2 separate regions of the Homo sapiens genome follow, and region 1 is linked to region 2. A link is an interaction called in ENCODE POLR2A ChIA-PET data of the cell type or tissue named here. Cell type or tissue: PC-9. All regions are shown on one strand. Links, peaks and the distances in the headings refer to the core of each region. The heading gives the core; the rest is flanking DNA. Region 1 holds the start of GDA (guanine deaminase). Region 2 overlaps GDA (guanine deaminase).

Region 1 (15,979 bases), core at 2,568-10,567, 87 kb after region 2:
AGGCTGAGGCAGGAGAATCGCTTGAACCCAGGAGGCGGATGTTGCAGTGAGCTAAGATCGCGCCACTGCACCCCAGCCTAGGCAACAAGAGTGAAACTCCATCTCAAAAAAAAAAAAAAAAAAAAAAAAAAGGAAGTCTAGAAGTCTGATAGTAGACAGTTCCAGGTAGGGGTAGTTCAACTGCTCAGTGATGTTAGAAAATGGGATGGTGTCTCTGAAATCCCCTTAACCTTTTCCTCACAGTCTCACATGGTGGCAGCAGCAGTTCCAAGTATCTTTTCTTCATATGAGAGTATCCAAAAAAGGCAGGGCTTCTCTTCCCACATCCTAGAAGCTTCTGAGCAAACTTCCTGTATGTCAGAATATTATCACTAGTCACCCTCAGCTACCAGGAAGCTGGAAGAATAAGTATCTGATAAATGGAGATAGGATTACCATGACTGGCTTACACCATGATGTATCCACAGGCTGAGTCTACCATGGACTGATCAAATTCAGGTGTTAATAAGGAAAAAGAGGTCATGACTGCTGAGTGGGTAACCAACAGTGTTTGCCATGAGCATTCTGAACAAGCAATCAGCCTTCTAGAAAATGGGAATTTGCAAGATGATCTTGTAATAATTGGGAGTGAAAGCATCTTTCTGATGAAAGCCAAGCTCCTATTCAGCAGCCTCAGAAGGAAGGGATTAGCCCAGTTTCCTTTCTCAGGACCAACAGCATATTTTGAGTTGCTGAGCTTGGCAGGAAGTGGAGGAAAGGATGATACACAATCACTAGGATTTGTGATTTAGACTGAGAGAACTTCTGGTAAAGTAGCCTCAGGTGAGAAAGAACTCTTCCTCCTCCCAGCAGTCTTCAGAACTGAAGAACATTGGGTCACTCTTTTCACCAGGGCTATATAATCCTCTTTTGCATGTTCCAGTCCTAAAAGGTCCAATTCAGCTACTACTTCCTTCAAGAAGCTTTTCCTATCACTGGTCAACTTGTGCCCCACTGTACTATTTACACACATTTACATACATTTTGCGATCACTCTTGATGCACTTACCTTCCAACCTTACATATGTAAGCTATCATCAAATCCAGTCAACTTGATCTAAATAGCTACTGATTCTATCCACCTCTCCATCTGCATTACTGACAATAACCGCTGAAGTCTAATGGACATGTACTACATGCCAGGCATTATTCTATATATTTTACACTTACTAATCCATTTTATCCTTTCAACAACCCTATTAGGTAGACCATAGTAATTATTTTATGCATAAAGAAATTTGGAGATACAAATGGTAAGGAACTTGATCAAATTCACATAGGTAATAAGTGATAGAGGTACTCTTAGGAGTTCATATCTCAGTTGATAACTACACTGCCTCTCTCATCTAAACCACATTCCATTTTACCTAAATACTGCAACAGGCTCCTATCTGACCTCCTTGCCTGCACTCAACTTCTCTTCAATGCATTTATCCTGAAGTTAGACCTTTATAACCACAAAATATAATCATGACACAATCCCACCATCCCCGATGCCCTCCATAACATAGCCCTGCCTACCTGTCCTGCCTTATCCTGTGTTAGCCTTCTCCTCAACCTTTGGACTCTGACTACCTTGACTGTTTCATTCCTTCCTACCCCAGGACCTTTGCACAGGCAGTCACAGGCAGTTCTCTCAACCTAGAAGGCTCTTCTTTACTTCCAATGCTGTCCACCTTACCTATTGGTATGGTTTGGATGTGCCTCCATCCAAATCTCATCTTGAATTGTACTCCCCTAATTCCCACATGTTGTGGGAGGAACCCAGTGGGCGATAACTTGAATCATGGGGGCAGTTTCCCCCATACTGTTCTCATGGTAGTGAATAAGTCTCACGAGATCTGATGGGTTTATCAGGAGTTTCCGCTTTTTCATCTTCCTCATTCTCTCTTGCTGCCGCCATGTAAGAAGTGTCTTTCACCTCCTGCCATGATTCTGAGGCTCCCCAGTCATGTGGAACTGTAAGTCCAATTAAACCTCTTTTTCTTCCCAGTCTCAGGTTGTTTTTGTCACCAATGTGAAAATTGACTAATATACCTACTTAACTTCTCATTGTTCACATCGCAAGTTTGATGTCACTTCACGCTAGGGAAAGCCTTCCCCTAACTAGTTCAAGTTCTGATAGGTCATGGCAGATTCTGTTAATTTATTACTAGATCATCAGTTTCAAGAGGGCAGGGCAGTATTTGCATACTTTGTTCATCAATTTATCTCCGGTGAAAACCCCAGTGTTTGGCTCAGGAATGAGTCACTTTTATTACAGCTACAAGTCTTAGCTCCCGTGCCAAAGTGCAGATTCTTTGAGGTCCAGGACTGTGCCCTAGAGAAGCAGTCAGCGACAGTAAAGAGAACATGGCCTTTGCCCCATACTAATTCAAAATCCAGCTACACCACCACCGTATCTGAATGCATGACTTCTCAAGTCTCAACTTCCTCATCTGTTAGTGGAAATAATGACATTGTCAAGTCTAAAAGAGATACTAAAGATAGCTTGCTAGTGAATCTAGCACCAAATGCTTCTTGATCTTTCTTCCAGGGTGCATCTTTGGGTCCCAGGGGATCAATGACATAAGCAGTGAGAATAAAAAGCTAAGGTTCTGTGACCACCCCATACAGTTCATCACAGGCCGTGGCTTCCTTCTCTACCACTTGGCATGTCACCATGTGAAAACATGCAAAATATCACAGTGAGCAAGAGGTTAAGGATTTGCTAGGAGGCAAAGGGAATAGAATGAACATGGTACATGTTAAGTATCCACTAAGTGCCAGGCATTTTCATACATTATCTCATTTAATAAATAGCAAAAGGAAATCTGACTCTACAAATGAGGAAACGGAGGCTCAGGCAGGTTAGGTCTCACCTGTGGTCTCAGCACAGGTAAGTGGTAGAGACTCTGACCTGAACCCAAGTCTCTATTCCTCCATTGGACTTGCTCCTGCCACCCCAGGACACAACCTCAAAATGAATCTCTTCCTCACTCTTGTTTCTGGGTAAGTGTGCATTAAAAGGCCCAAGGCATGTTTATGCATCTTTACTGTCAACCTGACCCTGATGTATGTGGGAAGAATCAGGCAACTTAGTAATATTTGAGCATGCATTACCTCAAGATTAAATATTTGCAAATGAATTAAACATGTTAGAGTCTATATTTTTTTTTTATTATACTTTAAGTTTTAGGGTACATGTGCACAATGTGCAGGTTAGTTACATATGTATACATGTGCCATGCTGGTGTGCTGCACCCATTAACTCGTCATTTAGCATTAGGTATATCTCCTAATGCTATCCCTCCCCCCTCCCCCCACCCCACAACAGTCCCCAGAGTATGATGTTCCCCTTCCTGTGTCCATGTGTTCTCATTGTTCAATTTCCATCTATGAGTGAGAACATGCAGTGTTTGGTTTTTTGTCCTTGCGACAGTTTCCAATTTCATCCATGTCCCTACAAAGGACATGAACTCATCATTTTTTATGGCTGCATAGTATTCCATGGTGTATATGTGCCACATTTTCTTAATCCAGTCTATCATTGATGGACATTTGGGTTGGTTCCAAGTCTTTGCTATTGTGAATAGTGCCACAATAAACATACGTGTGCATGTGTCTTTATAGCAGCATGATTTATAGTCCTTTGGGTATATACCCAGTAATGGGATGGCTGGGTCAAATGGTATTTCTAGTTCTAGATCCCTGAGGAATCGCCACACTGACTTCCACAATGGTTGAACTAGTTTACAGTCCCACCAACAGTGTAAAAGTATTCCTATTTCTCCCCATCAAGCTACCAATGACTTTCTTCACAGAATTGGAAAAAACTACTTTAAAGTTCATATGGAACCAAAAAAGAGCCCGCATCACCAAGTCAATCCTAAGCCAAAAGAACAAAGCTGGAGGCATCACGCTACCTGACTTCAAACTATACTACAAGGCTACAGTAACCAAAACAGCATGGTACTGGTACCAAAACAGAGATATACATCAATGGAACAGAACAGAGCCCTCAGAAATAATGCCGCCTATCTACAACTATCTGATCTTTGACAAACCTGAGAAAAACAAGCAATGGGGAAAGGATTCCCTATTTAATAAATGGTGCTAGGAAAACTGGCTAGCCATATGTAGAAAGCTGAAACTGGATCCCTTCCTTACACCTTATGCAAAAATTAATTCAAGATGGATTAAAGACTTAAACGTTAGACCTAAAACCATAAAAACCCTAGAAGAAAACCTAGGCATTACCATTCAGGACATAGGCATGGGCAAGGACTTCATGTCTAAAACACCAAAAGCCATGGCAACAAAAGCCAAAATTGACAAATGGGATCTAATTAAACTAAAGAGCTTCTGCACAGCAAAAGAAACTACCATCAGAGTGAACAGGCAACCTACAAAATGGGAGAAAATTTTCACAACCTACTCATCTGACAAAGGGCTAATATCAAGAATCCACAATGAACTCAAACAAATTTACAAGAAAAAAACAAACAACCCCATCAAAAAGTGGGCAAAGGATATGAACAGACACTTCTCAAAAGAAGACATTTATGTAGCCAAAAGACACATGAAAAAATGCTCATCATCACTGGCCATCAGAGAAATGCAAATCAAAACCACAATGAGATATCAGCTCACACCAGTTAGAATGGCAATCATTAGAGTCTATATTCTTAAAAGCTACATGCTACTTGAGCAGAAAGTATAACTCTGTATTTTGCTTTATACCAAAAAGTTGGCTAGATAATTTCTTTTAATTAACCTGCTTTTGAATGAGCTTTAATTTAATGTATTAAGAGCAGTTAGTCATTGGCATTCTCTGGGCCTAAACGAAGTTATACAAAATAAGGAATAAAGTTTAAAAGCGAGACCAGAAGGACAGAGTAAGCTTTGTGCCCTCTCGCTGAGATTCTACCCCAGATCTAAACTTGCAATGGAGAAATAAGCTCCTGATACTTCACACAGCTTGTCCCATCACAGAAACTATGTGTTACAGTTATTCAAAATGTAATCCACCCGCTGCTATAATCCACCCGCTACCTGCGTCTGAATCTCCTGGGATGCTTGTTGGAATGCCACTTTCTGGGGCCTACCCCAGGTCTATAGATTCAGAGTCTCTGAGGATGATGCCCAGAAATCAGCATATTATCAAGCACCCCTAGATATTTCTGATTCATTGCAAGGTTTGAGCTCCTAAAAATTTAGGAGTAAAAATTTACAGATCATTGGCCGGCGCGGTGGCTCACGCCTGTAATCCCAGCACTTTGGGAGGCCGAGGCAGGGGGATCACGAGGTCAGGAGATCAAGACCATCCTGTTAACACATTGAAACCCCAACTCTACTTAAAATACAAAAAAATCAGTGGGGCGTGGTGGCGCCTGTAGTCCCAGCTACTCGGGAGGCTGAGGCAGGAGAATGGCATGAACCCGGGAGGCAGAGCTTGCAGTGAGCCAAGATCAAGCCACTACACTCCAGCCTGGGTGACAGAGCGAGACTCCATCTCAAAAAAAAACAAACAAAAAAAAACCAAAAAAAAAATTACAGATCATAATAATTCAACATATTTCTGTATTCCAAAGGCGTATTATTTTCTTTTTTGAACCTTGAAATGTTTAAATAAATAATATATTTATCCCAGCAACTCTAAAAGTAAGATACTCTCCATTTTGAAATGGGGGATGTCAAGTTTTGAAATATGTATGGCATGCTCTCTCTTTAAACACAGCCAGGTATCAACTGCCTTGCACCTAGGAGGAGAGGAGAGCAACAGTTAGCAATCCACTGGTTCAGGAGCTCTGTACCATACATTCCAGCCACTGACTAACTCACCTTTGTATTCAATTCCTAAGTCATTTTGTCTTGTGGGGGAAGGGCATGTTTTCTAAATTTATAACTTCAGTATGATTTTTAGTGAGGAATAGACTCCCTGACTCAACTACTAATTGTGTGTTTGGGAAACTCTTTTATTCTTCTTCTGTACAAGCACCAGAAAAGGTATTTTTATTACTTCCTTTTCTTATTCCTCTCCACTGGTAAAACCAGTTGCCTGTTACCCTACCAATTACAATTCTGGATATGGGAAATTAATTTTTAAAAAAGAAACCCAAGAGTTGAACAGCTTCTTGTGATTAAAATAACACCTCTAATCTTACACCAGTTTAGCAATCTCCGTTCCTTTGCTTCCTGGGACTTGCCCCAAACCTGAGTTCCCTGAAACTTGAGGACCAAGTCCCCAAGCATGGGTTCATCAGTCTCAGGGTTTACCGGAATCTCCCTGGGAGAGCTCTGAGAGTTTTATCACCTTGGAAACACAACAGCAGGCTCCCTGAACGTGCATAGAAAGAGTATTTTTTAAAGCACCATGAGAAAACAGTGTTTAGTTACCCCCAAATGTAAGAGTCACGATTCAAAACTGTCACCGACTCGGTAGCATCTTAGTCAAGAATAGTATCTTCAACTTGACAAATCACAAGTATGTGTACTTTTGCTAACCAAACCAGTAGTTGGAAAACAGCTCAAAAAATCCCATCTCCATATTTATTTTATCATTTTTTTGTTCTAAAAAATGGAATGGCTTCACTTATCAAACTTGCCAGGCCATGGCTGATATAGTCACTATATGTGTGTATGGAACAGTAAATAGTAGACATCAAGTTACCTGTGTCATTTGTAGAAATCCTGATTTTGGAAAAGGAAGTGTAAAAGATACATTCAAAGAAGACATTTTGAACCTTAAAATGGAACTGCTTGCTTTGATGCAAATGGCTATGGTGTGTGTGTGTGTGTGCGTGCGTGTGTGTGTGTGTGTGTACGCGTGTGTGTATAAGAGAGAGAGAGGAAGGAAAAGAGATGGATGAATTATTTCTTTCGGACCATCCCTTCTAGTATTACAAGTTGTGGAACCTTCATCGTTAGTATATTATCTCTGTTGAATGATAGGGTGAATGTAATCAGTTCTATTTATTCTATGTTCTGGACACGCTAAACAACATCAATCAAATGACCCCCTCCTCTTATTTCTTTCACAATAAATTCAACCACATTTATGGAGAGCCTCCTGTGCCAGGCACAGTGCTAGGTGTTGGAAACAAAGATGATTTAAGCAAGATTGAAGATTATTGCCGGTATCTTAGGATTGGAACGGGGGGCGGGGGAGCGGGGGGTGACATCCTTGCTCCCGGCTCTACCGCAGCCCGGACTGCTGTCGAGCCAGTTGTGGCGTTAGCACGCCACTGCTCCCGACTTCTGGGAACTCCCCAGCCAGCCCACGAACCTAGCGCCAGGGTTCTCTCTGCGTTGCCCAAGAGCCAAAGACTCAAGTTCAACTCCGGAGCCGCGGCGCTCACTGCGCACCGAGCGAACCCCGGGCTACGCGAAGCACCGCGCCAGGTTCCTTGCACCTATCCTCCCGCCCGTCGGAGTGCGCTCGACCCCGCGCCTGCTTACTTTGCCGCTGTCGCTCACGCCGAGGAGGTGATCCCGCAGCACCTCCATGGGGCAGGTCCAGGTGGAGTGGACGAACGTCCCTCGGAAGATGTGCGCCAGGGGCGGCATCTGAGCGGCACACATGTCAGCGGCGGAGCGCAGCGCGGGTCTGCTGGTCGAGGAGGGCGCACGCGGCGGAGACGCAGCGGGACTCTCTGCAGCTGCGGGCGGCTGCCGGGCGGACACAGGCTCCGGCCTTGTCCTGCCCCCGCTTACCCGGGCGGTTGCCGGTACCCTGCAGGCCGCGCCCAGGGGCTGGCTCCCTACCTCCTCAATGCCAATAGGATTTTTCTCCCGCGAGTTGGCTCCGCGCTCCCGTGGGGTGTGGTCTTTCTCTCCACCCTTGCGTTAGTTTTGGTTGTGTTAACTCTTTGAGTTATCAAGATCAACCACAGCTGAGGCTCAGAAGATCAGCTTCCTCCACCTTCTATGAGTTGTGTCAGCCTGGCTCCTCTGACCCTTCAACTCCTAGGATCACTTACTTCTTCAACCTGTAGCACTCAGGTCCTGTACTTGCATTAGTTCAGGCACAGGTGAAAGGTCAGCTGGGGCTGCCTACCTTATGACCAGTTTCATTTTTAGTTTATGTAGACTGCAGAATTAGTATTGGTCCTCACCTGGAAGGTTCTGGAAGCATGTCTTACCGAACATCTCTGGGGACCCCTAAACTGGGTGTCATTGTGGACGCCAAGGTTCCTCTCTTCACCTTGAGGCTAATGTTTTTGGTTCTTGTGTTTGTCCGCAAACAATTCCAATACCAATTTTTCTCGTGTAAAATGAATGAATCTCTTTTATTTACTTCCAGTTGTACAAAGGGAGAAAATTAAGTTCTCAAGTCAAATAGGCAGCAATGGTACCATGGGTGCTGAATTGGGAATCAAGAGACTGTGGACAAGACACGTGGGCCTCAGTGTGCTTATCATCCCCACTTATGAAAATGGAGCTTGGACTGGGTCATAACTAGGGTCAGCGTTCCCACCCTACACAATGACCACAGGGTCCTTCACTAAGTTCCTCCATGAAACCCAGCTGGCTTCCATTCAGGGCCCTCTAACGTGCTGTTCCTTCTGCCCCTAATCCCTCTTGTGGCGCTTTACTTGGCAGCTCTTCTCACCACTGATTTGTCTCAAATGTCAGGCTCTTCGGAGTCACCTTTCCTGACCACCAAGTGGCACCGGACTCCCAGCAGTTTCTACTCCACTAATCCATCTTGTTTCTGCCATTGCATTTATTGTGTCCATTCTTCTTTATTTTGTGTTTTTTAGTTTACTCCTGTTTCCCTCTCACCAATACACACACACACACACACACACACACACACACACACACACACATACACACACCAATAACAGAAGCACCACAGGAGCAGGGAATGTGTCTTATGCCTAGAACAATGCCGGTGTTCCATACATGTTTATTGAATAAATGAATGGATGGTTTTTCTGTGAGCAGAGCCATAACCTGAGACAAATAACTATTTTGACAACTACATAAAGGGTGAGGGTTTCATTGCAGTGTGTGAGCAGTTTTTCTCTGAATTGCTGCTTTTAAGACACAGGGCTGGCTTATAGAAATGATTCGTTCCCTTCTCAGTTCCTTCAGCTCCCCCATAACCAATGTCTAAGGTGACCAACAAATCCTGGTTTACCAGGCACTTTCCTGGTTTTAGCACTGAAAGGCCGTTCAGGAAAACCGTCAGAACCATGCACACAGATGGTTGATCACCCTACCAGGGATCCAGAATTAGGAATCTCTGCAGCTGAGGTCATTACACTTGTCCCTGCTCCTTGTCACTTTCTCCTGATTCTGCCAACTGCACTCCCTCCTGGCAGTACCGACAGCCAGCACACTGAAAACATTCCCTTGTATACACAAAAACCTCAGACAGAAAGGTGAAGAAAATGGCTTTTGAGATAGGATTCAATCAGATGTTTCCAACAGATGTATTACTTTCCTAAAACAGATACGGTTAATAATTTTTTTGATGATTAGGTTTTAATGAAAACCTAAATGTCAAAAAAAAAAAATAGAGACTAGTTTTATGAACTAGAATATATCTACTTGATAGAACATTATACAGTTATTAAAAACAACAGGAGAAATATATAGCCACAATGTTAAGCTTTCAAAAATGGCTTCTGGCTGGGCACGATGGCTCACGCCTGTAATCCCAACACTTTGGGAGGCCGAGGCGGGTGGATCACGAGGTCGAGATTGAGACTATCCTGGCCAACATGGTGAAACCCCATCTCTACTAAAAATACAAAAATTAGCTGGGTGTGGTGATGCGTGCCTGTAGTCCCAGCTACTCAGGAGGGTGAGGCAGGAAAATTGCTTGAACCCCGGAGGCGGAGGTTGCAGTGAGCTGAGATCACGCCACTGCATTCCAGCCTGGTGACAGACCAAGACTCGGTCTCAAAAAAACAAAACAAAACAAACAAACAAAAAACAGCTTCTATGCTACGATGAAAACCATGAAAAGCTATAAGCATATTTGCTGGAATTGAAAAGGTACATCAAACAATGTGTGTTGTTCTGTTGAGATAATGGAATTGCTAGGTAGAGAATTTTGTTTTGATTTTTTTAATGTTGTTACTATGTGGTTTATAGGATGAATAATCATTATGATGCTTTTAAAGAAATTAATCGTCTTAAGCAGAAGGATTGGCCATGAACCTCCAGGTGACATGGCATTAGTGCTCCTCAGGTAAATTTTAGCTCTTTTGAGCAATGCATAGTTCCACTTCCATTCCCAGTCAAGTTGTAGGTACCTGGGCCCAGGATCCAGAAGCCCTGGGTGCTATACTGCCAGGCAGCATGGCTCAGCCACATGCCAGAAGTCTTGGCTTCCCAGCCAGGCATGGTGGCTCATGACTGTAATCCCAGCACTTTGGGAGGCTGAGGAGGGCGGATCACTTGAGGTGAGGAGTTCGAGACCAGCCTAGTCAACATGGTGAAACCCCGTCTCTACCAAAAATATAAAAAATTATCCAAGTGTGGTGGCGCACACCTGTAGTCCCAGCTACTAGGGAGGCTGAAGCAGGAGAATCGCTTGAACCCGGGAGGCAGAGATTGCAGTGAGCCAGGATTGAACCACTGCACTCCAGCGTGGGCAACAGGGTGAGACTCCACTCTCGGAGGTGGCAACTCCTTTAAATTGCTGGTCCTCCTGCAATTTTGACTCCCATTCTGGTATCCCCAGGGAAATATTCTCCTGGCTACAGAGGTTTGGAGGAAAGAGGGAGTACAGAGCTTTCATATTCACCCTCAAAATACAGCCCAAGCATCATTAGTGCTCCACCCCCACATATCACTTCCTTCAGAAAAAAAGAGCCCCGCCTTGGCATGGAATATTCCCTGGCTGCTTCTTCAGGCTTGGCTACCTCCACTCTCCCATATGCTATGAATCCGCTTTGCTCACACTCTTCTCTCTGCCTGTGGTGCCCTTTTACCACCTTACACCATGTCTGCCTCATTGTCCCACCCACTCCCCCAACCCCCAACCCCCCCTCACCTTTATCCAGGATATCTTTACATTTCTGCTCTAGAGTGTTAAGTGTTCCTCCCCTGAGTTTGTGGGTGTGCTGTAATTGTTCCATTACTCATCTATACCCCAAAGAAGATGTGTTTTTCTGAAGGACCATGTCCTCTTTCTTTCTGTGTATCCATCCCCTTAACACAGTCCCTGGTCACTAGGAGGTGCTCAATAGATTTATATGAATATTGAATTGCAGGAGATGGCTCTAGTGCCTATATTTTAGTCATAAAAATTAAGAGGCTATAGTGGGTGTCTGCTAATGGTGAACAATTCATTGGGACTAGAACTTAAGGATGAGTTTTATTTCATTTATTTAGTTTTCCAACATTTTATGAGAATGTTCAGACATAGAGAAAAATTTTAAAGCTTCATTTCTTACAATCTCAATTTTCTCTATTTCAGATGGAGCCAAGTAGCCCCCAAATTCCCCAACTACTGGGGTGGGATCATCGTGTTCTAAACCTCCAATTGCCTGAGGCCAAAACCTAGACCATAGCATGATTAGCTTTGACATTTTGCTCATCTCATGAATGTAATTATACCTGTAGCTTAGTCAGTCAGTCCTTTTTGCTAGATAGAACCTGACTGTTTGAAAAGGCTTTCTCCTCTATTATCTAATTTTGAGCCTCTCAACAACCCTATAAAATAGGAAGAGGATGTATTTTAAACATTCCACAGATGGGGAAACTGGGGTTCAGGGAGGTTGGCTTGCCTGTGCAGTTAATATAGGATGGACTTGGATCTTGAGTCCAGTTGTTCTCATACATTGTCTCATCACAGTAAACTCCCAGGAATTGTTCATTCAGTTTTGCCATGACTCACTTGGCCACTGCACTGTGGGCTGTCATCTACAACTTTCACATTGTACATGGTTTTCCAACAGTTGCTGGTGACACTCAGATCTAGCCTGCAGTAAAACTAAAGGGAATAATGGGCCTTGAGAAAAACAGGAATCCAATCAGCGTAGGTCAGTAGAATGGGCTATCGAAAATAACTCAGGTTTTCATGAGGTACAGAGAGTGCAGGGAAGCAGTTTAAATGAGAGGCCACTTTTCCTCTCTTATCTAGGAGAGAAGTTGTCATTGTACAGTGAAATAAATGCCTGCCTATTTTATTTATTCTTTTCATGTAGCTAAATCTATCAGTTTCCATGGTGCCCTGTGCTCACCATGGAAACTCTGACAAGCTTGTTATGCTTTAGAGAAAAAAAAAAAAAAGATACACCAAAAATTTGAGATGGGATAAATGCGTTCCTTTTAAAACTGTGTGTTCTTCTGAGTGGGAGGCCTTAATGGATAGCAAATCATAATGATCTCCATTTTCCAGTTCTTAGGTGAGAACCCAGGTTTGCCTATCCATAGAGGCAGCACCCTCGGCCCCCCAAAACTACTTTATCTGTATAGTGTAGTTATGCCAGTGAGTATCCCACCTCTGTATTTACTGACAATAGAGAGATGGCTCAATTCATATTTTGTCCATTTTTATGAGAATATAGTGCTAGTCCCTATAAATATTCTTTAACAGTTTGTTCACTTAACAAATATTTATTGGACATCTATATTATGATAGGCACCATGCTAAGCACTGTGGGTATGACTGTATGAAACAGATATTGTCTTACCTATATGGAACTAATATATTTTCTCTCTGCCACCTCTAGGAGTAGAAATTAATAGCTTTCATAGTATTACTGTAACATTTCCCTAGCATAATTAGTGAATGTCGTATTATTATATATACTACATGTCAAATCTTAAGTGATACGAATATAATACAAGGCACTTAACAATTGATGCTGAAGTGACACATTGATAACAATGCTCTAGTATGCTATTTGATATTACTTGTTTTAAAGAAGTCTATTGTTAATATTATTAGTATTTTGAGGTAGAGTCTCACTCTGTTGCCCAGGCTGGAGTGCATTGACACCATCTCAGCACACTGCAACCTCTGCCTCCCAGGCTCAAGGGATTCTTCTGCCTCAGCCTTCCCAGTAGCTGAGACTGCAGGCACCTGCTACCATACCCGGGTAATGTTTGTGTTTTTAGTAGAGATGGGGTTTCACCATGGTAACCAGGCTGGTCTCGAACTTCTGGCCTCAAGTGATCCATTCTCCTCAGCCTCCCAAAGTGCTGGGATTACAGACATGAGCCACTGCGTCTGGCCAGAAGTCTATTATTTTTAAATAGCTCCTATATTACTCTTGAAAAATCGGCATATGTTTATTTTATAAGATTTGAACATTTAAAAATACCGTATCTCACTATCCAGATATATTATCACCATTAGCACCCTTGTGGTTTGTTTAGAAAAGTTCAAATATAGAAAAGACAAAAGATAGTAGCCTAGAAGTTTGTAGATGAGAAAAGTAGGGAAGAGGAAAGCTACCTCTTCTTTTTAGAATAGCAATTAAGTTTGGAGAAATGCATACATTTTACCTGAATTTTATAGAAAAAGGGAAAACAGAACGAGAGGAATGAGTTGCAACTTGACTTAGGTTTTATGCCAGACAGGTGCAGGGAGATATTTTTCTGGCTGGAAGGTTTTAAGTAGTATGTAGGCAGCTGTTTCCATCACCTACTCATACTGCTGATCCCTCAAATCAGGTAGCACGTTAGTAAAATTTAGCTGATGCCGGCTTCCTACCATGACAGCAAGCTCAAAGCAAATATTCTTGGGCCGGGTGTGGTGGCTCATGCCTGTAATCACAGCACTTTGGGAGGCCTAGGCAGGTGTATCACCTGAGGTCAGGAGTTCGAGACCAGGCTGGCCAACATGGAGAAACCCTGTCTCTACTAAAAATACAAAATTAGCCGGGCATGGTGGTGCATGCCTGTAATCCCAGCTACTCGGGAGGCTGAGGCAGGAGAATCGCTTGAACCTGGGAGGCGGAGGTTGCAGTGAGCCGAGATCGCGCCATTGCACTCCAGCCTGGGCAACAAGAGGGAAAATCCACCTCAAAAAAAAAAAAAAAAAATTCTTGACCTGTGTTATTTTGTGTACATTTATGCTCCAACATGGATTATAAAGGTATTCTAGCCAGGTACAGTGGCTCATGCCTGTAATTCCAGCACTTTGGGAGGCCGAGGCAGGTGGATCATCTGAGGTCGGGAGTTCGAGACCAGCCTGACCAACATGGAGAAACCCTGTCTCTACTAAACATACAAAATTATGCAGGAGTGGTGGCACATGCCTGTAATCCCAGCTACTCAGGAAGGCTGAGGCAGGAGAATCGCTTGAACCCAGGAGGCAGAGGTTGCAGTGAGCCAAGATCGCGCCATTGCACTCCAGCCTGGGCAACAAGAGCAAAACTCCGTCTCAATAAATAAATAAATAAATAAAATAAAAGGTATTCCACTTTTACTATCAAGGGATAAGCAATACATACAATCAATATCTATAGGTTCCTATTCCAGCTCAGTCACAAGCCAATGATATCTTGGCAAAGTCATTCTACTTTGGGCCTTGGTTTCTTCATCTGCAAGATGAAAGGTCACCTGCTATCACTGGTTCCGTACTTCTTTTTTTTTTTTGAGATGGAGTCTTGCTCTGTTGCCCAGGCTGGAGTTCAGTGGCACGATCTCGGCTCACTGCAAGCTCTGCCTCCCGAGTTCACACCATTCTCCTGCCTCAGCCTCCCGAGTAGCTGGGACTACAGGTTCCCACCACCACACCTGGCTAACAGGATGGTCTCGATCTCCTGACCTCATGATCCGCCCACCTCAGCCTCCCAAAGTGCTAGGATTACAGGTATGAGCTACCGCACCCGGCCAGTTTCCATACTTCTTTATTCCCAAGGATTCATTTCCTTATTCCTGCTACTTACATACCTTAAGTTTTACATTGTATCAAGAAAACTAGTACAAGACAGAAACTCAATAAAAGCTGTTAAATGAAAGATTTCCCCACTTCTCATTCATCAAAGACCAAAATAACTACCAATCAGAACTTCTGATGAACATGAACTATCTAGCATGTCGAGTTCACATAATTCAAATCAAATGCAGGTCTAACATTTTACTTAGCCCATGCAACCTATCTCAAGTTGGACAAATTCTGTTAAACCTTTGTGAAAAGTTAGAGACTCAAGAAACAGCTTGAATTTGTTGAACAATCCTCCTAAGCATCCTGGGACTCCAAGTTGATCAATATTGAAGTAGAGTCGGGAAGCCACTGAAATGATTTCACACATTTTTGGGAGCTACTTTGCCACTTTTCTGCTTTGAGATAGAAGAATCTATACATCTCTAATGTGCCACATTGATAACTGAGACCTAGGGCATGAAATGAATCCTATTAGGCTCTCATTCTGGGGATCTCAGAGAAGGATTGGTTTTTCCCAAGGTTATTAATGTGCAGCTTAACTGGTTTGAGCTGACCGTGGATCTAAAGTGAAAAGACGCTTACCTCAGCTAACAATGCATGCTAGCCGAGGTGCTGAGAGTCATTGCATGCATGTTCCTAGACTCCATGTTCCTGGAAACCATAATGAGATTGGACTCCACTCTAGCAGAAAGCCAAACATTATCATCCCTACAGATGCTACACAATTAGTGCCTCTTTAGATAGGTGTAAATTTCATACAGAAAGTAAAAACCAACTGAAGCTCAAGTTAAATTGTCATAACAATGATTTTAAGGAAAAAAAAATTCTAAGGAATTCTCACAATATTATTTAAATAGGTAAAATTAAACTTATTTGAAAAACTATAAATGAGTGTCAAAACTTCCTTCCTTTGTGTATATTTCTAAAGGGATGATTTTTAATATTATATATAAATGAAATTTACCATTTATGTAACACTCTTCCATATAAAATGCAAAACCCACTAACTATAGTTGTGAGAAGAATCCAGCCCTAATAAGAAGGAAGAAACCATCTCTGAGAAGCAATTTTTGTTATTGCTTTTAGAAGTGTGGTTTG
Region 2 (15,979 bases), core at 3,910-11,909:
AGCGTCCATTTTAAGATTTTCCTGCATTCCATTAAAAAGTTTCGGTTTCTATTTTCTTTTCTACAGGGAAGCTATTATGACGACTTTATGAAATAAATGCCTTTTGATTAACTTTCTTTTACTTACCTCAGAAATATCACCAAAAAAGTCCCCATAAAACAGGTCAATGGGAGAGTCGGATGCTTTGGGGTTGATCAGGATGGCATCAAATTCCTTGCCCACTTCAAAGTTTCCAATCTCACCATCCAGCCCCAGGGCTATTGAGAACAAGTGAATAAACAGTCAGGATTGCAAGCCATCAGACCACACTAATGTCTCAGTTTGTAAGGACAGATTTTGCCAACATGTCGCTAGGAGAAAAAAAAAAATTAGTATCTTAACAGTGAGACAGAAAATCACTCTCATTCTAACAGGTCACAAGACTTCTACTTACATAAAGTGGAGTAAGCACAGGAAAGCAAAATCTGAGAATGAAAACAATTCCCTTCATTACTGTATCATAACTCTGGTATGTCTCTATTTCAGCTCTATCAGTGCACTTCATAGCCCAGCTGGTCTATGCTTTTCATTTATCCCTCTAAGCAACATGATGATTAACATAATACCTTTATTCTTTTTCCCTTCTATTCTCCCCCAACACTCCAACTCCTTGCCTTGCTTTTTTTTGTTCTTTCTGTTCCATGAAATAGCTGACAAGATTTATTTTCATGGCAGTGAAATGAACCTTGAATAAATAAAAAATAATTATCCTTTTGCATATTTGTCAATGCAGGCATATCCATCAGAAATTCCTTAGTTTAAATCCTTTGAATGGAAAAAAAACCTCACTTCTCAAAATGAACAGATTCTCATAACTCAAAAGTCTCAATGCTTTTGAAAACAGACCAATCTCTTTGCAACCTCAAAGGTTTTCTGGTCACCAGAGAAGAATGGTCTTCTAAAATAGAGCACAGGCCAATAATATCTATTGACTTGGCTCATCTCATAGCTACAATTCATGTTCCAAGATTATTGGATATCAAGGAAGAACATCTCTCATTATTATGATTTAGTTTCAGAAAGATGGGGGTAGTTGGCTTTCTTCGCCAACAGAGGTATTGGCTCTAAAGTTCCTTAAAGCCTGTAATCTGAGGAAGGTGTAAACTGGGGTCACAAATGGAAGCATGGAAGGTTAACTGGAGTGCAGTATTATTTATTTCAATTTTCTTTCTTTCTTTTTTTTTTTTTTGAGACGGAGTCTTGCTCTGTCGCCTAGGCTGGAGTGCAGTGGCGCAATTTCAGCTCACTGCAAGCTGTGCCTCCTGGGTTCACACCATTCTCCTGCCTCAGCCTCCCGAGTAGCTAGGACTACAGGCACCCACCACCACGCCCGGCTAATTTTTTGTGTATTTTTAGTAGAGATGGGGTTTCACCGTGTTAGCCAGGATGGTCTCGATCTCCTAACCTCGCGAACTGCCCACCTCGGACTCCCAAAGTGCTGGGATTACAGGCGTGAGCCACTGTGCTCAGCCTTATTTCAATTTTCACATGTATTTGTTGCATTCTATCACCGCTAAGATAAAGTTTCATGTGAAAATATTGAATCGACTACCTTTGTTAGGCAATATCTAATACATTATATTTCTACCTATAGGTATCCAGAAGTTGTGGCATTTCTCTAAACACTGACTCAGAAATCTTACTTGTTCTTAAAAGATTCTTTAAAGGGCAACTCTTTTATTCTCAGAAAAGAAAAATGGCTTTTTAGCTAAAGTACTCTCTTTAGCAAGACAGGGGTATGAAAATAATCCAAAATGTTAAAAGGAGCCAGGTGACTTCTACTAATTGTATGGGAAAGGACTGAATGTAACAGAAAATCACTGGAAATTCTCTCCTCCTTCACTGATTACTTGACTTCTTTTTGCCCTTGACAAAGAAACATGTCAAGTATGAGTTTTTAATGACTGAATTCAACTGAATTAAACTGAATTACTGACTGTGCATTTAATAGGCCAGATAACCAGGTGCAGTGACTAGGGTTTAGGCAAGTTTGATGGTATATATAAACCAACTGGGTTATTCAGTAGAGCCTGGAGACTTCAGGAATGAACTAACCAAAAAAGACACAATTCTTTTCAGTGAATTTGTAAACTGATATAAATTCAAATTGTTGCACAGAGATCCCACTGGGCTGGTAAGTGACTCAAATGCATTTCAGGAAATAGAGTTTTGATGCCTTTGGAGTAAATGTTGGTTCTGTGAAGATCATTTCTGCTCATCTTGATCTTCTTGAGAATGAATGTAAAGGCCATGGCAGTTCTGGGAAAATGCCACACTTTAAATACAGATCCATTCATCTCATTTTACTCTGACTATAGTAGAGAAACAAACTAAGGAAAAGAAATTCCATGAGTAAGCCCAGTGACCCAGAAAATAGATTTAAAAGCTACACAGCAAAGTAGAAATGATTTGGTAGGCACCCATGCTGACTTGATCAAAGAAACAGGATCCTGATGAAGTAACTTACAGAGAGCCCTAGAATTCAAAAAGCACTCTTTAAATACAACTCGTTTGTACCACAAACATAGATGGTAGAATAACTACTCAAACTCAGATTCAGATGTGAAAAGACAATGGTGGTGTGGGTGAAAGGTTGTAACAATTATTAAAATAGTGGGTGATTTGAAACTTGGGATTTTGGAAAATGAACCATAATACTTTGGGAAATCACAAAACAAAACAAAACAAAAACAAAAAACAACATTGTATTTGCTTTTCTTGAAATGTGCTTATGGTGTTCATCATAGTCCCCAACACTCAGAGAACATCTGAGAAGTTTCTCTTCCCAGGATAATCTTGGCTTCGGTCATCCTTCATTTGTAAGACTCAGGGTATCTATCATAAATCTACACCCAATATGTTTCTAAATCTATATCTACATTTTAATTTCTCACTAGCTACCTATGGTTTCATGCTGTGTTTCACTATCATCCATTCTGATTACATGTATAATTCTAAAGTGACTTAAAGAAATACAGTGACCAATTTTTATTTTTTTCCGTAACAATACAGTTACACGTGAGAATTGGGAAAAGTTGATGAGCAATATTTGCATATCAACCAACTAAATTTTTACATCTTTATCCTTTTAAAGAGTAATTAGTGTACTTAAGTATATGAACCAAATGCATGGTCTTGGCAGGGATTTATACAGGAAGATACTGTAGTGGAAGGGCAGAAGGTAAGAAATCTGCATGCTGGCATCAGATTAGGTGGATTCAAATCATAGCACACTGTGGCTTGACAGCTGTGTAAGCCTCACTCAGGCTTCTTGTTTGTAAAACGAAATGAATAACAGTGGTGGTGAGGATTAAATAACAACACATATAAAGTATGTGGTATGATTCTTATCACAGGGGAAGAGCTTAAGTAAGCCTTGGCTACTATTTTACTATTATGATCATCACTTAGGCCACTGGAGAGCAAGTTACTTGACTTAGTGGAAAAATGGATTCTTTAATTTATTTATTTGGAGACAAGGTCTCACTCTGTTGCCCACGCTGAAGTGTAGTGGCACAATCACTGCTCACTGCAGCCTCTACCTCCCCGGGTTCAGATGATCCTCCCACCTCAGCCTCCCAAGTAGCCAGAACTACAGGGACACTTCACCAAGCCCAGCTAATTTTTGTATTTTTTTGTAGAGACGGGGTTTTGTCACATTGCCCAGGCTGGTCTCAAACTCCTGGGCTCAAGCAATCTGCCTGCCTCAGCTTCCCAAAGTGCTGGGATTACAGACGTAAGTTACTGTGATTCTTAGGTACCTGGCCTAAGAATGGATTATTTTAAAGCACTCATATCCATGTAACCAATGTAATACCCATTAAAACAATTAATATGATAACTGTGTCTCAGACATCTATTCTACCAAAGACAGTGAATTCACTAAGGAATGATTCCTCCTTCAGTGAACTTCACTTTACTGGCTGAGTTCTGGGTATGTTACATGAGATGTGATCATCACAAATATTGGATTTTCCTAATACCAATCATGCATCTTCATACTACATCCAAAGACACCGATCAGCATGGTTGTATATTGTGTGAGAGAAAAATGTAAGAGTCATTACCTTGGCTTCCTCCAAGAGTAGCTAGTCTGAAGACTTCTTTGAGGGTGAGGCTTTTCTCATTTACCTTATTAATTAAAAGGATATTGGAAACCATCACTGCTCTTCTGATTGCATCAAGCATGGAATATGAATAGCCACCAGCCACGTCTGCAGTAGGTAAAATAAAACCAAAACAGTAACCTTGTGAGGATAAATGGAATAATACATATATAACATTGTTTTTATGACAGATATTCAGTCCTTAATATACTTTTTTTAAAAAGCTCTTAACTATAAACACAAGATAGTCGTAGACTAAGATTTAAAGCAATTCAAAATCTGTAATTAGTGTCAAATGCATACTTGTATTAGTTTCCTACAGCTGCTGCAACTAATTATCACAAATTTTCTAGCTTAAAACAGCAGAAATTTATTCTCTCACAATGTGGAGGTCAGAAGTCTGAAATTAAAGTGTTGGCAGGGCCATGATCCCCACAAGAGCTCTAAGGGAGAATTCTCCTTTGCTTCTCCCAGCTTCTGGTGGCTCCTGGTGGCTCCTGGCATTCTTTGGCTTGTGGCAGCATCACTCCAATCTCTGCCTCCATCCTCAAATAGCCTTCTTCTCTTCTCCCTGTGTCTTCTATTTGTCTCTCTTTTCCTGTCTCTTCTAAGGGTATTGATCACTGGATTTAGGACCCACTCTATTTTAGAATAATCTCATCTTGAGATCTCTTCCTTAATTATATCTACAAAGACCTTTATTCCAAATGAGGTCACATTTACAGATTCTGATAGACATCTTTTAGGGACCCACAATTCAACCCACCACAATACTCAAATGGTTTAAAGAGCCAAAAGAAACTCTTATCTCTGAAGAGTCCATGAACTCTCACAGAAATTGTTGAAATATGCCTGCATAGTTATAAAGATAATTTAGATAATATGTGGTTTAAAATAAGCTCATGGTTCTATTCACTAAAAATTTATCCTAACCTTGTTCTAATCCAGATGAGAACTTTGGGAAATTAAAAAGCCACTTCTTTGTAATTTTTATGAAGAGCTTTTAGAATAAACTTGTATATTTTGGGAAATTAGTGTAATAAATGAGCAGTGCTAATGTAGACAGCTCTATATTTTGGTAGGCATCATTAAATGAAGAATGAAATTTTAGTGATTTAAATAAAGTCCCTAATCATAATCAAATGAAATACTACCTTTAACAAGAATGAACATGGAGTTAAGTGAGTTTGTATAAATAAATTTCAAGTAAGTTAGTATGTTTTATTAAAGAAAAACACACTTATAGCTAATAAAGTAAGCTTCATATTTCAAGTGTTCCTTCTGTCATTTCTAGGTAGACATATGTAATTGTTAGTGCCTCTATATATGTTGCCAAAACAAAATAATTGCCTATTTAGTAGTAATTCTAGATTGTAGCTCAATTTTATGTTCAACTATCCTACATGTCCTTAAACTTGTATTTAAATTAGAGAATCACCCAGCTCTCTAAAAAATTTCATTACATCTACTTAAGTTACTAGTCTGTGTTAATATGTAGTAACCATCCCTTAAATCTTCATTTTTATCATAGCTAGGAAAACAAATACTAAGAAAACAAATACAATTTGGGAACTACACACATTAAGCTTTGAAATAGTCTGTCTGCTGCTTCCTTCTTTATTGCTAAAACAACAAAAATGTTAAATATAAATAAAGGTGGAATAAAAATTATATCACTATGTGGTATAAAATATGTAAAGACTAACTATATTTTATAATATATGGGTAACGACTGGAAGTAAACATAGAGAAATGAAAGCAATGCAGTTGGGATGGTATGAATATGGAAGACTTAAATACCTGCAGTTTTAAAAATAAGGTATAAAATATAACAGAAAGTAGCATTTTCCTAAATACCTACTCAAAATTAACCTTACAGAAAGAATAAGTATAAATTAGGAAATAATGCTATGCAATTTACTGGAAAAAAATTGAGAGATGCCTTATGATGTTGATTTAATCATCCTATATTCTTCTGGTTGCCAATGTTATGTCAGTAAAATAACTGTAAACCAAAAAACAATTTTGTGCTCATCAAAGAAAGAACTCTGGGCTGCATAATTTCATGGTATTTAGTAAGAGTCAAGCCTTTTTTTCCAGGGATTTCCACTGTGACAGTAACTTGCCGATTCTTCCCGACTGGATTAGCTTTGTAGTTTTCCCCTTCCATCTACAACACATTTAATGTAGGTGGAATCCCTACTTTGTCATATGGCTAGAGGCACTGTGGTAGGATAGAAAGAGAAATCACGAATATCTACATTTTACAGACCTGGTTTTAAACTGTGCGCATGGAACTTTTTGCTTTGCGGACCTTTGATCAGTTACTTAGGACCTGTGAATCTCAATTTTCTCAGAAAATAGAAATAACATCACATATCTTAATAATTGCAGAGAAAATTCAGTTACATAACTGAAGTGCTGAAGAATGAGGACCAAAGGGTGGAAACTGTGTGGAGGAGGAAGGAAAATTGAAGCATTTTCTCAGAAGATCTGCCCCCTTACCCCACTACTCCCCCAGGACCATCACAATGAAGATGGTATCATTACTTGCTCGTCAGAGCCAACATTTGGACACTATTATTTACAAGAAGACTCTAACAAAATTATGCAAGAGCAAAAACTTAAGCCAGAGGACAATGGAAAGATTAAAAAATGATTTCATAGGTATGTGCTCATTTCCTATGCATTCATTCACTTATTCAGCAATCATTTACTACACTCCTTGCATGTGCTTGATTTACTTAAGCACTTGTAAATAAAACCTATGGGCTTCCCACATGAGCAAGTTAACTATCTTGTTGGGGAGAAAGAAAAGAATCATATAAACAGACATATATTAACAATAAGTTGTTTTCACTTTAGTGATAAAGAAAATGGAGATGAAGGGCCCATTTTGATAGGATGGTGAGGGAAGACCTCTTTAAGGCAATGACATTTAAACTACAACAAGGATGAGAAGAACTCAGCCATATAAACAGAGGCCAAAAGGGCATTCAGACAGAGAAACAATGCATACAGGACTTTTGAGAGAAGGGAGTATGATTTATAGAGAGGATAGTCAGGTTATTCATAAAAGCCATATCTATTCATAAAAGATAGCCAGGGTGAGGAGGAGAGAGTAGTGTGAGATGAGGCTGGGCAGTGGATGGGTGTCAAACCATTGCAGAGCTTTGTGGGCCTTGTAATGAGCCTTACACACTCAAAATCGCATTGAAGGGTGACGAGCACAAGGGGGTGACATGATCAGATTTTCATTGTGATTCTTTTGTAAATCACAATGGACTGGAAGGGCCTAGGATGGTATGAGACCCATTAGGAAGCTGGTGCAGCAGTTCAGCAGGAAACGATGGCAGCTTGCATCAGGTGGTAGTGACCAATGAGGGGAAAGGGGATGGTTCAAGGAGATACTAAGGAGTCATGAGGTTGGGCATTGTGCTGGGGAAGAAGTGAGGGAGAAGAAGGTCCCAAAGATAATGATCAAGTTTCCAGTTAGCAAAAATGAATTCTCTAAAAAGGAGAGCTATTTTAGAGAACTAGGTTTAAATGTGTTTTGGGATAGAATGAAGTTCGGGGGTTCCTTCAGGAGGGGTCTAAGAGAAGGGAGAATGTAGTCAGTTGAAAACATAGGTTTAGAATTCAGAGAAGTCTGGGCTGGATATAAGAACCTGTGTGTCATCTGAGTATATTAAATCACATGAAGCCATGGTTGTGGATGGCACCTCCTAAGAAGAATGTGTAAAGTCAAAGAGACTGCCAAAGACTGACCCTTGAAGCAAGCTTTCAAATGGCCCAGAGGAAGAGAATCAGCCTTCAGAGAAGAGAAAGAAGGGAAGAACGAAGGTGCTTCATAGGATTCAAGATAAGATTACTTGGACAATGGAGAGAACAGTCAATCATGGCAAATACTGCTGACAAGTCCCATTGGATGAGGACAGAATGGCATCCTTTGGAGTTGGCAGCAGAAATTCCAGTGGTAATACCCACAGGAGAAAAAAGCAAAAGCAGTTGTCACGGAGGGTGGGGCAAGAATCCAGACTGAAGTTGGTGGAGGAAGGGAAAAGGGCCTAGAAAGTGGTGCCAGTGTGGATCCCCACTCTTTGAAGAAGCTTTGCCATGAAGGGAGGCAGACAGGTGGAGCAGGAGCATGAGGGGGATGTCTGATTAAGAAGGGGTTTTGTGCCAGGCGTGGTGGCTTATGCCTGCAATCCCAGCACTGTGGGAGGCCAAGGCAGGTGGATTACCTGAGGTCAGGAGTTCAAGACCAGACTGACCAACATGTTGAAACCCTGTCTCTACTAAAAATACAAAAATTAGCTGGATGTGGTGGTGCACGCCTGTAATCTCAGCTACTCGGGAGGCTGAGGCAGGAGAATCACTTGAACCCTGGAGGCTGAGGTTGCAGAGGGCTGAGATCGTGCCACTGCACTCCAGCTTGGGAGACAGAATGATACTCCATCTCAAAAAAAAAAAAAAAAAAAAATAGGAGTGGTTTTGTTTCTTTGCTTAAAAGAAGATACTAGAGATGTTTGTGTACCAGCAGGAATGATCCAGCAGGAAGGAGACACTGATGATACAGGACGGTCTATGGCCAAAGGAATTAGTTTATTGAGATGCTGGGAGAGGGAAAGAATACAGAACACACGTCGGGGTATTTTGGTATTTTTGCCTTTGATTGGAAGAAGGGTTTTGTTGTTGTTGTTTTTGCTGCAACAGGGCAAAGAAGAGAAAATCCCAGCAGATGCAGAAAGGTGTGTGAATTTCGTGGTGGGAGATTGAGGGAAGGATTTCTGGTCGTTTCTATTTCTCAATAACTTATGATATGAGGGAGGCCTTAAACTAGAAGTTGGGGTAGAAAGTTTAAGAAGAAATGAGAAAACGCTGTCTTGGAAAAAGGAGATATACGCTTATTACAGACTAATAACTGTCTCTAATCCCCAAGCGGTGGGCCATTTGGGATTTGAGAACAAAATTTAAAATGAAAGCCCACTGGAGGATTTTCTCCAGCAACCTCCAGATGCTCCACTGCAGGCACTGAGAAGGGGACTTTTGAGATAATCAAGGGTGGAGCTTTTGCAATGTGAATACAAAGAAAATGAGGGGAATATGAAAAGCGAGAATGTTTCCAAGGAAATGATTATAGTGATGTACTCTGACATCTAAGAATTCGAATTAGAATAATGGATTTTGAGAAAGCATGGAGTCATTGGACTAGAGTCTACAAGAGATCAAAGAGCTGTTGTTTTTGGAATAATGGAAGAAGTAAGTTAGGATAGGGAATTGTCACTGAAAAGTGAGGCACTGGCTCCATGTATGTTGCTTGTTTTAATGAGTTTATAGGTCTTGTTTAGTAAACTTGTTCTATATGTTTAAATTTTTCCTTCAGATGAGTGTTTTTGGTTATTTGCTATGTTTTCTTTGTTTTTATGGTTTTTTTCATATTTCACATAGGAGGTATCCTATCTTTAAAATTCTTCAAGTAGTTATCTCTAATATTTTTATACTGAAAAGTCAAAAGTAAAATATGTGCAATTCTCTTTTTTCTGAGACAAGGAATTTTTTTTTTTTTGAGTCTCTCTCTGTCACCCAGGCTGGAGTGCAGTGGTGCAATCTCGGCTCACTGCAACCTTCACCTCCTGGGTTCAAGCAATTCTACTGCCTCAGCCTCCCATGTAGCTGGGACTACAGGCACATGCTACCACACCCAGCTAATTTTTGTATTTTTAGTAGAAATGTGTTTCACCATGTTGGCCACTTGCCAAATACATCCTCCTCTCAGCCTTACACATAAACTACAACTTCTTGGGTTTTGTTAATAAAATTATAAGACAGAATTATGTATTATACTTGGAAAATTCTTCCTTGGCAGAGCATATATTATTTTTTAAAATTTTGTGATAAAATACTGAAGACATTCAAATGACATAAGGAAAGCATAAAACCAAAACTCAAGGACCTAACACTCAGTTTTTAAAATAAGTGCCATGTATTTCGGTCCCAGGAACCTCTTTCCAGCCTGAGGGAAACATCTTCCTGATTTATGTTACCATTCTGATAGGTTTTTAACATTGTGCCTATTCTCTCTTGAGATATATTTTTGGCTTTTACTTTCATTTTTTAAACTCCTTTACAATTCTTTGATCTTCTTATTCTGATTGATGTTAGCTTTCCATGACATCATATTGTGCCATTATTTCCCCCCATGGCCCTTCATTTGCCTCATCTTTCATTGAATGATGTAGATTTTCAAGTAAGTTTTTCAAAGGGTTCCTAAGGAAAATATTTTCCAAGTTTTTGTATAGCTGAGAATTTTGTTGCCTTCCTACATAAAGGAGAATTTGGCCAGATATATTATTCTTGGCTAACACTGCTTTGTCTCCAAACTCTTTTCTTGCCTTTTGGTATTTTGTGTGCCAACAAAAACATCTGAAAGCAAACTGGTTTTTAATTGTTTTGTTGATAATTGACTTTTTTCCTTGTGTCAATATTGTAGAAATTTTTTTATTGTAATTAAAATATTTTGTCACAACATGTTCAGTTACGATTTAGCGTAAAACAGGGTAAGCACTTGCAAGGCAGTTCTTTCTTAAGCTCAGAAAAGATTTACCCTTCAAAGCTCTGACTATTGCATCTGTCCCATTTGTTCTGGGTGCTCCATCAGAAAAAAACCCCATGTGTTGGCTCTGTGGTTTCTGGGCTTCACATCGATCATCCTCAAACACCTTCTATCATCTTTGGTTGATTTTATTCTCACATCACTGATTTGATTTTCTGTAACAATAATTCTGCTTCTCATAGCTTCCTACAGGGTTGGTGGGTTTGTCATTTTTTTAACTGAGGTATAACTAAAATATCATAATACATATATAACTTAGATGTTCAGTTTGGAGAATGTTAACAATTATATAGCATTAACTATTTTGCAAAAAAACTAAGATATTAAACATTTCCATCACCCCAGCAAATTCCCTCATGGCCTTTTCCTGTCAATTCCCCAAATTCTTACCTACAACATTTGGCAACCACTTTCTGATTTCTACCAATATCAGTTAGTTCTGTTGGTCTGTGAGTTTCATACAGATGGAATCATGCAGTGTGTGCTCTTTAAGCCCACACACTGGCATATATTTACCCACATTTTGCATATATCTGTAGTGTGTTTTTTACTGCTAAATAATATTTCATTATATGAATATACCTCAACTTGCTTATCCATCCTCCTGCTGATAGATGTTTGGATTGTTTCTGGTTTGGGGCTATTATAAATAAAGCTGATATAAACATCCTCATACAATTCTTTCATTTATTTATTAATTTAGGGACAGGGTCTCACTCTGTCACCCAGACTGGAGTGCAGTGGCATGAACATGGCTCACTGCAGCCTTGACCTCCCAAGCTCAAGCGATCCTCCTGCCTCAGCCACCCAAGTAGCTGGGATTACAAGTGCATGTCACCATGCCCAGCTAAGTTTTGTATTTTTTGTAAAGACAGGGTTTTGCCATGTTGCCAAGGCTGATCTCAAACACCTGAGCTCAAGCAATCCTCCTGCCGTGGCCTTCCAGGGTGGTGGGATTACAGGTATGAGCCACTGCACCTGGGCCTCATACAACTATTTCTGCAAACATATATGTTTATTTCTCTAGGGTAAATACCCAAGAGTAAAATTGCTGGGTCATATGTAGACGTATATTTAACTTTAGAAGAAACTCCCAAAACATTCTCCAAAGTAGTTGTACCATCCACTCTCCTTCCATCAGTGTATGAGAGTCTATGTGCTTTTTAATCTGATTTTTTTCAGTTTTCTTCCTTGATTTCTAAAATTTCTACCACAATCTTTTCATAGAACCATGATTTCCTGTACTCCAGGGATGAAGGCAATTTTCTGAAATTTTCTTCTGGATCCTAAAGCAGATCATTTTCAGATATTTGTTCACATTCTTATTGTTTGTGATATCACTTTATCTTGTTTTGCTATATTTCTGTTAAATTTCATGTGGGTTTCTTCTACCTAATATTTGTGCAAGTCAAGATCTGCCTGCACTTGTTATAGACAGGGTGTGTGAATTGCTCTTGGACTTGCTCTCTATTCATAGTATGAGGTATAATAATCTTCTAAAGTTTACAAATTGAAGGGTAAATTGATACACAAAAGTCACGTTTAGGAAATAGTAGAGTAGAGGGTGACTAAATTGCAAAAAGGACTAGGTAAAAATGAAACACCATCCTCTGAGTAAATAAGCTAATAGGTCATATTTATTCAAACGTTTGGTCAATACACCAACTTCGCCCTTTCCTTTTTAAGCCAATCTTGATTGATTTGTGTCATGTGCCAGGCAGGCACTGTGCTAACCAATTTGCATGCATTTTAAAGTTTAATTCTCTAAACAGCTTGTAAGATAGACATAGTTGTAATTGCTAGTTACTATTGTTGTAGAAATCAGGAAATGAATCCTTGACTAAAAACTACTAGAAAATTAATTTTCTCAAGGTCTTACAGATAATAAGTGACAGCTAGAACTCAACTTGAACTTTATAGACCATCACTAAACAATCCAAAGTCAAGAAAAGGAAGTCATGTGATGAACTTAAATTATGGAGACCAAAATCCTAGAATATCTGAAAACAATATCTGACTGATTTTTATGTGTCTGCTAAATTTTTCATATTAACTGACTATAGTGTGTAACCAAAACTCTTGGCCATTTTTTTCTTATCCCTTGAAGCTTTTTTGTGAACATAAAATCACTGGTTTCCTCCTTTAACACCTGTGACTTTATGTAGAATTATCACAATCTTGATGATTTCAGGCTTAAATTAGAATTTTCAAAATCTTGATTACTTTGATTCCCATAAAATAGGGAAAAACTTCTAATCTAATATATACCTCTTTCAAAATATCAGTAAAATCATTATGCGTATTATTGTGTCTTACCAGTTAATTACTTTGTAAAATGTCTCACTATAACAAACTGAGACTTGAGTTCCTGCAGAAAGTGATGAAAACCACCAGTGTCAACATGCATACAGCCTGATGCTCTTAAATATGAGGAAGATAAAGGCATCAAGAACAGAAAACACGTCCTCCTGCCCCATACCCATTAAAAAAATTTTTAATTCAGTCATTCAGTCATAAAAGAAGCCTCACAGAGGACACCTAGAAATTTGGGCCTGACTCACACTTTCGAAGCAAGCAACGCTTGCACACTCTCAAGAAACACAATTAAAATGTACTGTGAAGAAAGGAAACATCACTAATCCGTCACTAATTCATATGCACTTAGAACATCCCTCAGCCTAGTAGACAAGCAGACTGCCTGTGGATATGGAGAGGTCTCATTTGGCTAAACGTTGCTTAAAAGCAAAACCAATTCTTAACATACATCCGAATTCTCAATTCTGTCATAGATTGAATCTGTGCTCACTATGGCAAGGACAAAAAAATTTCTTTTGAGACAGCATTTGTAATGACAGTTATTGAAAACTAAAAATATAGAAATCCAAACCATTAAAACCTAGCCAGAAGAACAAAACAAAACAAAAGTCAAGGACTTTTTAGAATACCTCTGAAACACGTCAGAAGGAATTAATCATCCTTTATAGCCTAATCTTTGAATAATAAACAGGGATAACAGCTTTCAGGAGGTCAGTATCATCAAAACTTCTCCCTTTGCATACAATTTCCTTTTTTTTTTTTTGAGACAGAGTCTCGCTCTGTCACCCACGCTGAAGTGCAGTGGCGCAGTCTCAGCTCACTACAAGCTCCGCCTCCCGGGTTCACACCATTCTCCTGCCTCAGCCTCCCGAGTAGCTGAGACTACAGGCGCACACTGCCACACCTGGCTATTTTTTTGTATTTTAGTAGAGACGAGGTTTCCCAGGCTGGTCTTGAACTCCTGACCTCATGATCCACCCGCCTCAGCCTCCCAAAGTGCTGGGATTACAGACGTGAGCTACCGTGCCCGGCCCAAAACTAATTTTTTTTTTTTTTAAACAGAACAGTCACCTGCAAATTAGTCACATTAGAAAATTACACAGTAATCAACCACTTTGCCATAGCTCCAAATGGTGAACTACTAACCTGTACCCAGCCCTATCTTGACTTCATGTTTCAGGACTTCTAGCACATTTAGAAATCCACTGCTGAGCCTGTAGAGAGAGGAGATGTCAGAACAAGGAGATCCATGTGGTTCCAATAAAAGATGAACACTAATAACAATGACGGTGATGCCACTGAAAATTGTGCTTCCCAATATATCGGCTCTAATGTTGACACAAACATATTAGTCAAATCAGACCATCCAAGTCCTGGAGTAAACAGGATCATAAAATAGCCTAATCCTTGGGCCAAGGTTAATCTCAGGTGGGCACAAAGCAGCAAGAGCCAGAAGGAAAAGCAGGGGATCGTTTGTATGGGAAAAAAATGAAGAAATCAAACTTTGCAATTAATACAAAAGTCTTTTATCTGTCTTTAATATTTTCTAACCAACACATCTTTTTATGTTAGGAAGCAGAAATTATAAAGCATTACCTATTCTCTCTGCCTGGAATAATTTGTTACCCTGAATGAGTAGTGACTTTAAGATCGAAAAAGGGGAGTACAACTAGAAAAAGGGGTGCAGCCTAAAAAGTCAGGACCTGACTGTTCAAACGCTGCCTCTGAAGACAGAGAAAGTAGGATAGATGGTTCCTGGGCTGAATTTGGGACCTTGTGACTCTGAGCTAAAGAGATGTGCCAGCCATATATATATATATATATATTTTTTTTTTTTGAGACAGAGTCTGTCTCTGTCATCCAGGCTGGAGTACAATGGCACAATCTCAGCTCACTGCAACCATCTCCTTCAAGGTAGGTTCAAGCGATTCTCCTACATCAGCCTCCCGAGTAGCTGGGATTACAGGTGCCCGCCAGCATGTCCAGTCTCTACTTTTAGTAGAAACAGGGTTTCGCCATGTTGGTCAGGCTGGTCTCGAACTCTTGACCTCAGGTGATCCTCCCACTTTGGCCTCCCAAAGTGCTGGGACTGCAGGCATGAGCCACCATGCCCACCATGTGCTGCCTTTCTAAAGAGACAAAGGAAAACTAAGGTGATCCTTAGAATTCTAAAAAGTTGCAAAGGTCAAAGTGGTTTGCTGGAAGATGCACATAACTCTAATTTTGAAAGCCCTGGTGCATACATAATAAATCTCTCAGTTGCTGGAGAAAGAACAGCAGTGACCATTTAAACAGAAATGTGTCCTAAAGAAATTTAACTTCAAAACTCAATTTGCAAAGCTAGATTATGCTTTAATTTAGAGGATATTAACACCCAATGGGTGTTAAATCCTTCCACTATCAAGTAACTAGACCCTAATTATAGTCACTAAGCTGTACATAGACAAGATTCCCTGTGTCACTCCTTTAAGTCTGAAAACTCAGAACCTCTGGGGTCCCTAAAGCACTCCAGAAATATGTCACTGTGGCTCTCAGCACCCTTCCCATAATGACACTGACATATATCTTTGTAATTTGCAAAGTCCCTAGATTTCCAACTGTGAATGCCTCCAGCTCTTTGCCTAGGAGCTTTCTCAGCTCTCTCCTGTGCTAGAGCCTGCTCTGCCCTTGTTTGGGGACGGCCAGAAGTTCCAGGGAATTAATACTCTTCTCCACTCTGCCCAGGAGCCCTCAACAACAACCCATAAGCATTTGGGTATTACTGTCACAGCCAGCTCCCTCACTTCTTGGGCAGGATAACTTTGAGTTCTGTTTTGGACACTGGTTACCTGAGTTTTCTATTAAATAGAAGGATTAAACTCCGGGAGCCCACAGTGGTAACTTCCGTGATGATACGATCTTC

Evidence for each region. Peaks named below come from ENCODE experiments on the same cell type or tissue, not always from the same donor. Only the 100,000 strongest peaks of a DNase experiment are listed, where the experiment ranks them.
Region 1: POLR2A ChIA-PET joins it to region 2 with 10 read pairs; 4 of 35 experiments call an interaction of 5 or more read pairs at or near these places.

What each region holds. Positions count from the first base shown.
Region 1 is chr9:72,141,183-72,157,161 of GRCh38, reverse strand. It overlaps GDA (guanine deaminase), which reads right to left and starts at 7,722. Exons shown (of 14, transcript NM_004293.5): 1 at 7,480-7,722. The coding sequence starts at 7,602. RefSeq lists enhancers at 7,022-7,521, 7,522-8,023, 9,732-10,931. In PC-9, for the core only: no CTCF peak of the experiment used is centred there; DNase peaks (open chromatin) are centred at 5,851, 6,281, 7,841, 9,991 and 1 weaker place; H3K4me3 peaks cover 3,710 bases; H3K27ac peaks cover 5,898 bases.
Region 2 is chr9:72,229,426-72,245,404 of GRCh38, reverse strand. GDA (guanine deaminase) reads right to left here. Exons shown (of 14, transcript NM_004293.5): 10 at 14,224-14,291; 11 at 4,107-4,253; 12 at 127-257. Among named protein-coding and RNA genes, the nearest start is that of LINC01504, 68 kb to the left of the region's middle. In PC-9, for the core only: no CTCF peak of the experiment used is centred there; no DNase peak of the experiment used is centred there.